2 separate regions of the Homo sapiens genome follow, and region 1 is linked to region 2. A link is a contact called in ENCODE Hi-C data. All regions are on one chromosome and are shown on one strand. Each heading gives the region's core, a stretch centred on a gene start or an enhancer-like site at or near the end of the contact. The rest is flanking DNA. Distances are from core to core; before and after follow the strand shown. Region 1 holds the start of JKAMP (JNK1/MAPK8 associated membrane protein). Region 2 holds the start of CDKN3 (cyclin dependent kinase inhibitor 3).

Region 1 (3,684 bases), core at 51-2,550, 5.1 Mb before region 2:
GTGAAACCCCGTCTCTACTAAAAATACAAAAATTAGCCTGACGTGGTGGCGCGCGCCTGTAGTCCCAGCTACTGGGGAGGCTGAGGCAGGAGAATCGCTTGAACCCAGGAGGCAGAGGTTGCAGTGAGCCGAGATCGCGCCACTGCACTCCAGCCTGGGCTACAGAAGGAGACTCCGTCTCAAAACAAACTGCGGTCTACATGTGAATTAATTTGAAAAATTATGCATCTTTTGACTATTCTTGAACAATCATTTCCCAAATTATTCACGAATTCACAATCTAGACTGCCTGGTCTACAGTGCCTTCTCTCCTTTCACATTCAAGCAGACTTTTTACTTCCTTCTCCTTATGCTGCTGAGAGAAAAAGAGAAACAGCATTGAATAATATTCCTCCAGTTTAATATTTTCGCTTTTAACAAATTTCGGACTTAGCTTTTTAAACCCACTGGCCTCTTTAATGGGCGCTTATTTTTTTTGTAACCAATTGTAATCACAATGTTCTAAATTAATACATGAAAATGAATATTTCAGGTTTTTCAAGAATGCAGAAGGTAAGGAATTGGAAACTTCTGTATGGGCTTTACATCTAGTAGATGCTTAATAAATACACGTGAATATCAATAATCTAAAGTTTCTCAAAATCCAAGGCCTGAAAACCAGTATGATAAACTGAACTGAAATAAACAGCCTATCACTTACTAAGCAAAACCCAGGCTCCAAGCGACTGTTGAATTTCTCCTTTCATTTCCTTTAGCGAACGATGGCTAAAGTTTTAAGATTCCATTTTTTTGCAGCGGTCCTGCCCTTTGTGACGGGCGCTATAAATCTACGTTTGAGGTTGAAGCAGTAGACAAATTATGCAGCAACTTGCTTCTGCTTTACTGTTTTTTCTGCACTATCACCCGCGTTTTCAATTCCGAAGTCAACCCTCAAGCAAGTGTTCCCTCGACATTAAACTAAGGGACTGAAGAGACATTTCGGACCAAACAACAAAGACCTGGCATTTCGCCGCAGACAGCGCGCCTCCCCTAGTAGCCCGTTGCGGACAGACCACCCCAACCCCGCAGGAGTGCGGAGCCCGGCCCGAGGGCGGGCGGGGTCAAGGGGCGAGCCTGCGCCGCCAACCGAAGGCCGCCTACAAAGAGCCGAGCCCGAGGCCAGCCGTGTAGGAAAGTAGTCGGGACTACCAGAAACGCTTCCCGGGATCTTGGCGACCACTCACCCATGGGCCGCCTGAAGGTTTTTTTCGAGAAGCACTAGATCAGCGGATCTGGCAGCTGCACCGAACATCCGGGCCACAGCGAGCTCGGCGGCTCCGCCTCCCGGTAACCCGGGCGACAGCTCCGAAGTTCCTCCCTCGCTTCCGGGTTTAGGCTCCGAGACCCCGCCCCCCGGACGTGGCTGGTTAGCGTCCCGCCCTCCTCCCGCGGAGTCAGTGGGTGAGGGTCGGGCTTGAAGCCATAGCTGCGGGACCGTACTCGTCTCCCCCGACGCAGACCATGGAGAGCGCGCTGGCGGTGCCCCGGCTGCCCCCGCATGATCCAGGGACGCCGGTGCTGTCGGTGGTGGACATGCACACGGGCGGCGAGCCCTTGCGTATCGTGCTGGCGGGGTGTCCGGAGGTGTCTGGGCCCACCCTGCTGGCCAAGCGGCGCTACATGCGCCAGCACCTTGACCACGTGCGGCGACGGCTCATGTTCGAGCCCCGAGGGCACCGGGACATGTACGGGGCGGTCCTAGTCCCGAGCGAGCTGCCGGACGCGCATCTGGGCGTCCTGTTCCTGCACAACGAGGGCTACAGCTCCATGTGCGGCCACGCAGTGCTGGCGCTGGGCCGCTTCGCTTTGGACTTCGGGCTTGTGCCGGCGCCCCCTGCGGGCACCCGCGAGGCCCGCGTCAATATCCACTGCCCCTGCGGGCTGGTGACCGCCTTCGTGGCATGCGAGGACGGCCGCAGCCACGGACCGGTGCGCTTCCACAGCGTCCCGGCCTTCGTGCTGGCCACAGGTAATGGGCGGGACCTTTCCAGCCCAGGGCAGAGCTGCAACCGGGACGCGACTAACTACATTAACGGTTTTTCTGGGCTGGAACTCTGGCAACTAACCTACTCCGCGAAACCTTGCAATTAATAGAAAGGTAAATCACTGCCAACGTGTGTCAGCAGCCTTGCGTATTTGGTGCGTGTAATTTCGATTTTCCCTGACTCCCATCCGCCTGTGGTTTTGGGAGACCCTTGAGGAGCGAGGAATTGCGTGTTACCCTGACTCAGCGCCTCCCTCTGCACTGGTGAGGCATTCCTAGAGATTTCACCGGTGGATAAAGCAAGGTACGGTGGGGTCAAGGAAAGAGCGAAGAACAGCCAATGTACCAGGGTTCCAGGCTGGCTGAGAATATGCTTGGTAGACACAGAATCACACTTAATAAGTTACTAAACCTGGTCTCCTTTCCTCACCTCCCCCACTTCTTTGAAGAATTAAATGAGAATGAATGAACAAAGCAGTTTATAAATCATTAAGATACGAATGTTGCTTTTCTTTAAGAACAGGAACACACATTGCCTGGTTTCAAATCCTGATAACCCCCTAAAGCTGTGCAACCTTAGGCAAATTACTTAATCTCTCTGTGCCTGTGTTTCTTCTTTTCCCTCATAGAGTTTTTTTGTTAGGATTAAATGAGAGTATGCAAGATACTGTATTCCTGGAGATAGATTGCAAGGTTTATATGATCGCTAAAGTTCCCTAGGCCTATTGAGCCATTAAAAGGTTTTGCTGGATTCTCTAGTACAGATCCTTGTACAGCTTATCATGTAAAGCAGGGCATCTCTATAACCATAACCCTTACAGGAGGGATGACCTGGCAAGCTGGCATCTGGTTTCTCATCAGACTACTACCTCCCAGGAGCTGAATTCTATCAGTAAGAATGCTTTAGTCATTGTGACTGGAAGTGAGCCAGGAGCCAGTTTACCAGGAATAGAGTTATCCTTTTCTTAAAAATCTTCAAGCCATGCAAATCATCTGTTAGAAAGTTGGACCTTGATTCCCCCTGAAGAACTAGGTTTCAGATTAGCCTGATTATGAATGATAACTGATAGAACAGGCACTTTTAGAGCAACCTTAGGCAGCTGAAATCCACGAGTTAACGAAGAATGCCTCTGGAGAAATTGATGCCATTTTCCCAGAGAATGGTGTCACTTCCAGACTGGGAGGCCACTTGAGGGAGACAGAATTTATGTTTACGATTCCATTTTTAAAACCTCAACAGTTTAACTAGCGTGGCTACCAGAATTCCCCCTAGGCAACTCCAGCAGCAGAGTAGAAACACTCTAGACTTCTGTAGGAAATGGCAGCTGGCAGCAGGAACACAAACTACATCTCATTTCTGGGTCAGTTAGGGCAGGGTCAGTCAACCACTTGACCTCAGTAGTTCCTCTCAGTAGTTCCTGAGAGCATCACTGTATGACAGTACAATGATTAGTGGGCATTAATGGTCACTGAGTTAAGAAAATGAAATGCTATATTCTCTACTTTGAAAAATGCATACAAGGCAGACATAGTGTTCAAGGTCACTGCCCCACCTCTCCCCATCTCAGTGACCTTGTGCTAGAGAGTCCATGCCTCAGTATCACAGTCTGCAAAATGAGGATGACAACAGTACCCACCTCAGAGGGTTGCTGAGTTCATCT
Region 2 (3,724 bases), core at 66-2,565:
CAGGTGGAGAAAGAGGCCAGGAGTGAAGGACAGCTGATGTCCCTCCACATGGCAACATAGGGATTAGCAATTGTAAGCACCTAATGCTCTTTCTAGCTCTGAAGCTATATTCTACAACGGTCTTGGTACTAGAAGATCACAGGACGGCTAATTTAGGCTACGGACTTTTTTTTCTTTCTTTCTTTTATCTTGAGATAGGGTTTTGCTCTGTCGCCCAGGCTGGAGGGCAGTGGCGTGATATCCGCTCACTGCAACCTCTGCCTCTTGGGTTCAAGCTATTTGCGTGGCTCAGCCTCCCGAGTAGCTGGGACTACAGGCGTGCACTACCACGCTCAGCTAATGTTTGTATTTTTAGTAGAGACGGGGTTTCACCGTGTTGGCTAGGCTTGTCTCCAACTCCTGGCCTCAAGTGATCCGCCCGCCTTGGCCTCCCAAAGTGTTGGGATTACAGGCGCGAGACACCACCCGGCCCTAGGCTATGGATTTCTGTTGCTTTGGCTCTATCTGAAGTATTATAATCAACTGCACCCAAAGGAAAGGCTTCCAGTAGGTTGTCAAGCCGGGCAGTAGGAAATATGGGTTAGGTGGGGGATCTTCAGCTCCTTGCCTGCATCTGTTTTTTCTTTAAAGCAACTTTGATGATTCATATTTCAAATTTGTGTGGCCCATTCACCAGGTTTATTAATCCTAACAGAGCTGGACGTTTCTGCTTCCCCAGGCCCTGTGATTCTGAACGTCACGGGAAAAGAGCAGCATTGCCAGGTGGCCCTGGGGCATGGTGACAGCGGTGGTGTCGCCCACAAGCCGCGGCGTGGCATTCGTACTCAAGGTTTCCCCAGGCCCTGTGGGCGCAGGTAGCGCCCGGCCACCCTTCGGGGCTGGGGTATCGCGCCCACTCATCGCTGACACTCAAGCTCTTCGGCTCGGTTTCCTCGGTACAACGAGGCTCGGCCCTCTTTGGCTGGGCGGCTGGGAGGCTTATGAGACCCCGCAGGGGACAGGTGACAGCCCACAGCAGGTGCACAGCGAATGTCCGTCTTTCCTTCGTCGGCCACCGACCCTGCTCCTTCGTCTCTCGTGCCCGTGCTGGGCCCGTGCGAGTCACCTCCCCGACCCGCAGAACGGTTACGGCGCCAGTCGCACTGCTACCAGGCTAGGGCTGCCCTCCGGCCCAGGATCGGGTCCCCGGGACCGCTTGCGTCCCTGCCGCCTCGCTCCTCCAAACCCCAGCACGTCCGACTCACCGGCTTCATCGCTGGCCGCCCCACGTCGAGACCAGTGCCGCCTCCCTCTGCAGCGCCGGCGACTCACCGGTGCCCCGGCCGAGCCCGCGCCCCGCAGCTTAGCTCACTGGTTCGTCCTTCTGTGAGGTGGGCGCGGCGTCTTCCAGCAACCAATCAGATCCGCTTCTGGTTTCTTACTCCGCCTTTGGGTGGCCGAAGACTCGGCCTCTAATCGCTGACTGGTTCCTAGAAGACCTTTGAAAGACGCGCGGGAGGCGGGCCCTGTGGGACGTTGATTGGCTGGGAGGGCGCCCTCCTCCCGCCAGTTGGGAGAGTGCAGGGGGCGGAGGCGGGGCGGAAGAGTCAGAAGGCGGCCCTAGCGCTTGGGGGACGCTGGAAAGCTTTGCTTCTTGATGGCAGGATGTCAGCGTGGTCCATACGGTTGGGAGGTGATTTTTTTTTTTTTCTTGAGACGGAGTTCGCTCTTGTTGCCCAGGCTGGAGTGCAATGGCGCGATCTCGGCTCACCGCCACCTCCGCCTCCCGGATTCAAGCGAGTCTCCGCCTCACCCTCCCGAGTAGCTGGGATTACAAGGATGTGCCACCAAGCCTGACTAATTTTTGTATTTTTTGTAGAGACGGGGTTTCTCCATGTTGGTCAGGCTGGTCTCGAACCCGGGTTGGGAGTTTTTGTGTTTGTGACGGAAGTCTTACTATGTTGCCCAGGCTGGCCTCGAACTCCTGTCCTCAAGCAATCCTCCCGCCTTAGCCTCCCTTGTAGCGGCTACGGTAGGGAGTTTTTGTTTCTTTAAGTTGTATTTTTATTTTTTATTTTTTAAGGGCTCAGGGAAGCACTGTATTGGATCGTCACATGAAAAACATCACATAGACTTTGTAATTATATCTAGACATACAAATACTAGGGAAAAAACTAAAAATTTAGAGTATAAACATATTTTATATGCTTGAAGTTTTAGTTTATCGTTCCAGAAACTAGACAAGTTACAGTGTAGATCAATATTCCTGTCCCCCAAATATGAATTAAATTATATTGTGTGAAAGGGAAATTATAAAATGCCAGGTAAGATAGGTCTAAGGGCCAGTGTGTCTACATAATTAGCTGTAATCTTTTAAAAATGTGAGTATTTCTCCGCCTTCTCCAGTCCCCATTTAACTAGCCATGGGAAAGGAAGTCGCCTGGAGCAGATCTGAGAAAAATATGCAGAAATTTCAACCCCTGATTCATGTTGTGAAAGCCAATGGGTATAGAGCTATTAGAAGGAATTCCTTAGTAAAGAAGGTACCACAGTTTGATTTAGAGACTGTATTAGCTAGTCATGGTTGCCCAGAGATAAAGAATGAATAGGATGTGTATATATGGATATAGAAACAGATTTATTTTAAGGAATTGGCTCCTGTGCTTGTGGAAGCTTGGAGAGTCCAAAATCTGATGGGGGGAGGCCAGTGCGCTGGAGACTCAGGAAAGGCTGTACTTCGAGTCCAAAAGCTGTTGTAGAACAAAGAAGAGCCAATATTGCATGTAAAGTCTGAAGGCTGTCTACTGGCAGAATTACCCCTTGCACAGGGCAGGGTCAGCCTTTTGTTGTATTCAGCTCGTCAACTGATTGGATGAGGCCCATCCATATTATGGATGGCAGTCTGCTTTACTCAACGTTTCCCAATTTAATGCAAATCTCATCCAAAAACACTTTCACAGAAACATCCAGAATAATGTTTGTCCAAATAACTGGGCACCATGGCCCAGTCAAGCTGATGCACAAAATTAACCATCCTAGACACCCACAGAGATTTTCCATACTCGGGAAATCCTTTTAGATCTGTGCTGTTCAATATGGTGACCATATTGGCTGATTATCTCAGGCCAAATTAGAAAACAAAATCAAATCAAAGGCCAAATTAGAAAACAAAATTTTTGTGTGAACTCAAGGGCTACTTGGGAAATACTGCTCTCTTTTAATATAGATCTGCTTCCTCAGATGAAGGCCTTAGTAGGGTTAAGGAACAGACCACACCCACCACGTATTTATAGCTATTGTTTTGATATGTAGGTTTCCATTTCATATTAGAAACGGCCATGGTACTGTGTACAAGAGAATGTAGGTGGGTATGCATGTCTAGACGTAGAATCCCGCCTTTGGTCAAATAATGAACCCGTATTTAGGTGCACCTATCGACAGGTGACAACGTGCTAGCAGCCCTCACTCGCTCTCAGTGCCTCCTCGGCCTTGGCGTCCACTCTAGCCACGCTTCGGGAGCCCTTCGGCCCGCCGCTGCACTGTGGGAGCCCCTCTGTGTGCTGGCAGAGACCAGAGCTGGCTCCCTCTGCTTGCGGGGCAGTGTGGAGAGAGAGGGAGGCGCGGGCGGGAACCGAGGCTGCGCGCAGCCCTTGAGGGCCAGCGCGAGTTCTGGGTGGGCGCGAGCTGGGTGGGCTCCGCACTCGTATGGCCTGAATTGGTGGGTTTTTCGTCTCACTGACTTCAA

What was found. A loop is a pair of places that touch in the nucleus more often than their neighbours do. Pooled maps may share reads with other maps.
Region 1: a loop to region 2 is called in a map of B cell, with 20 times the contacts of the local background. The contact joins the promoter of JKAMP here to the promoter of CDKN3 in region 2. A Hi-C loop is called at or near these places in 2 of 168 maps with a recorded cell type or tissue (B cell and sciatic nerve) and 6 of 50 pooled maps.

What each region holds. Positions count from the first base shown.
Region 1 is chr14:59,482,133-59,485,816 of GRCh38, reverse strand. JKAMP (JNK1/MAPK8 associated membrane protein) reads right to left here and starts at 1,300. Exons shown (of 7, transcript NM_016475.5): 1 at 1,224-1,300. The coding sequence starts at 1,227. L3HYPDH (trans-L-3-hydroxyproline dehydratase) reads left to right here and starts at 1,409. Exons shown (of 5, transcript NM_144581.2): 1 at 1,409-2,008. The coding sequence starts at 1,501. RefSeq lists an enhancer at 1,055-1,334.
Region 2 is chr14:54,394,598-54,398,321 of GRCh38, reverse strand. CDKN3 (cyclin dependent kinase inhibitor 3) reads right to left here and starts at 1,315. Exons shown (of 8, transcript NM_005192.4): 1 at 1,245-1,315. The coding sequence starts at 1,253.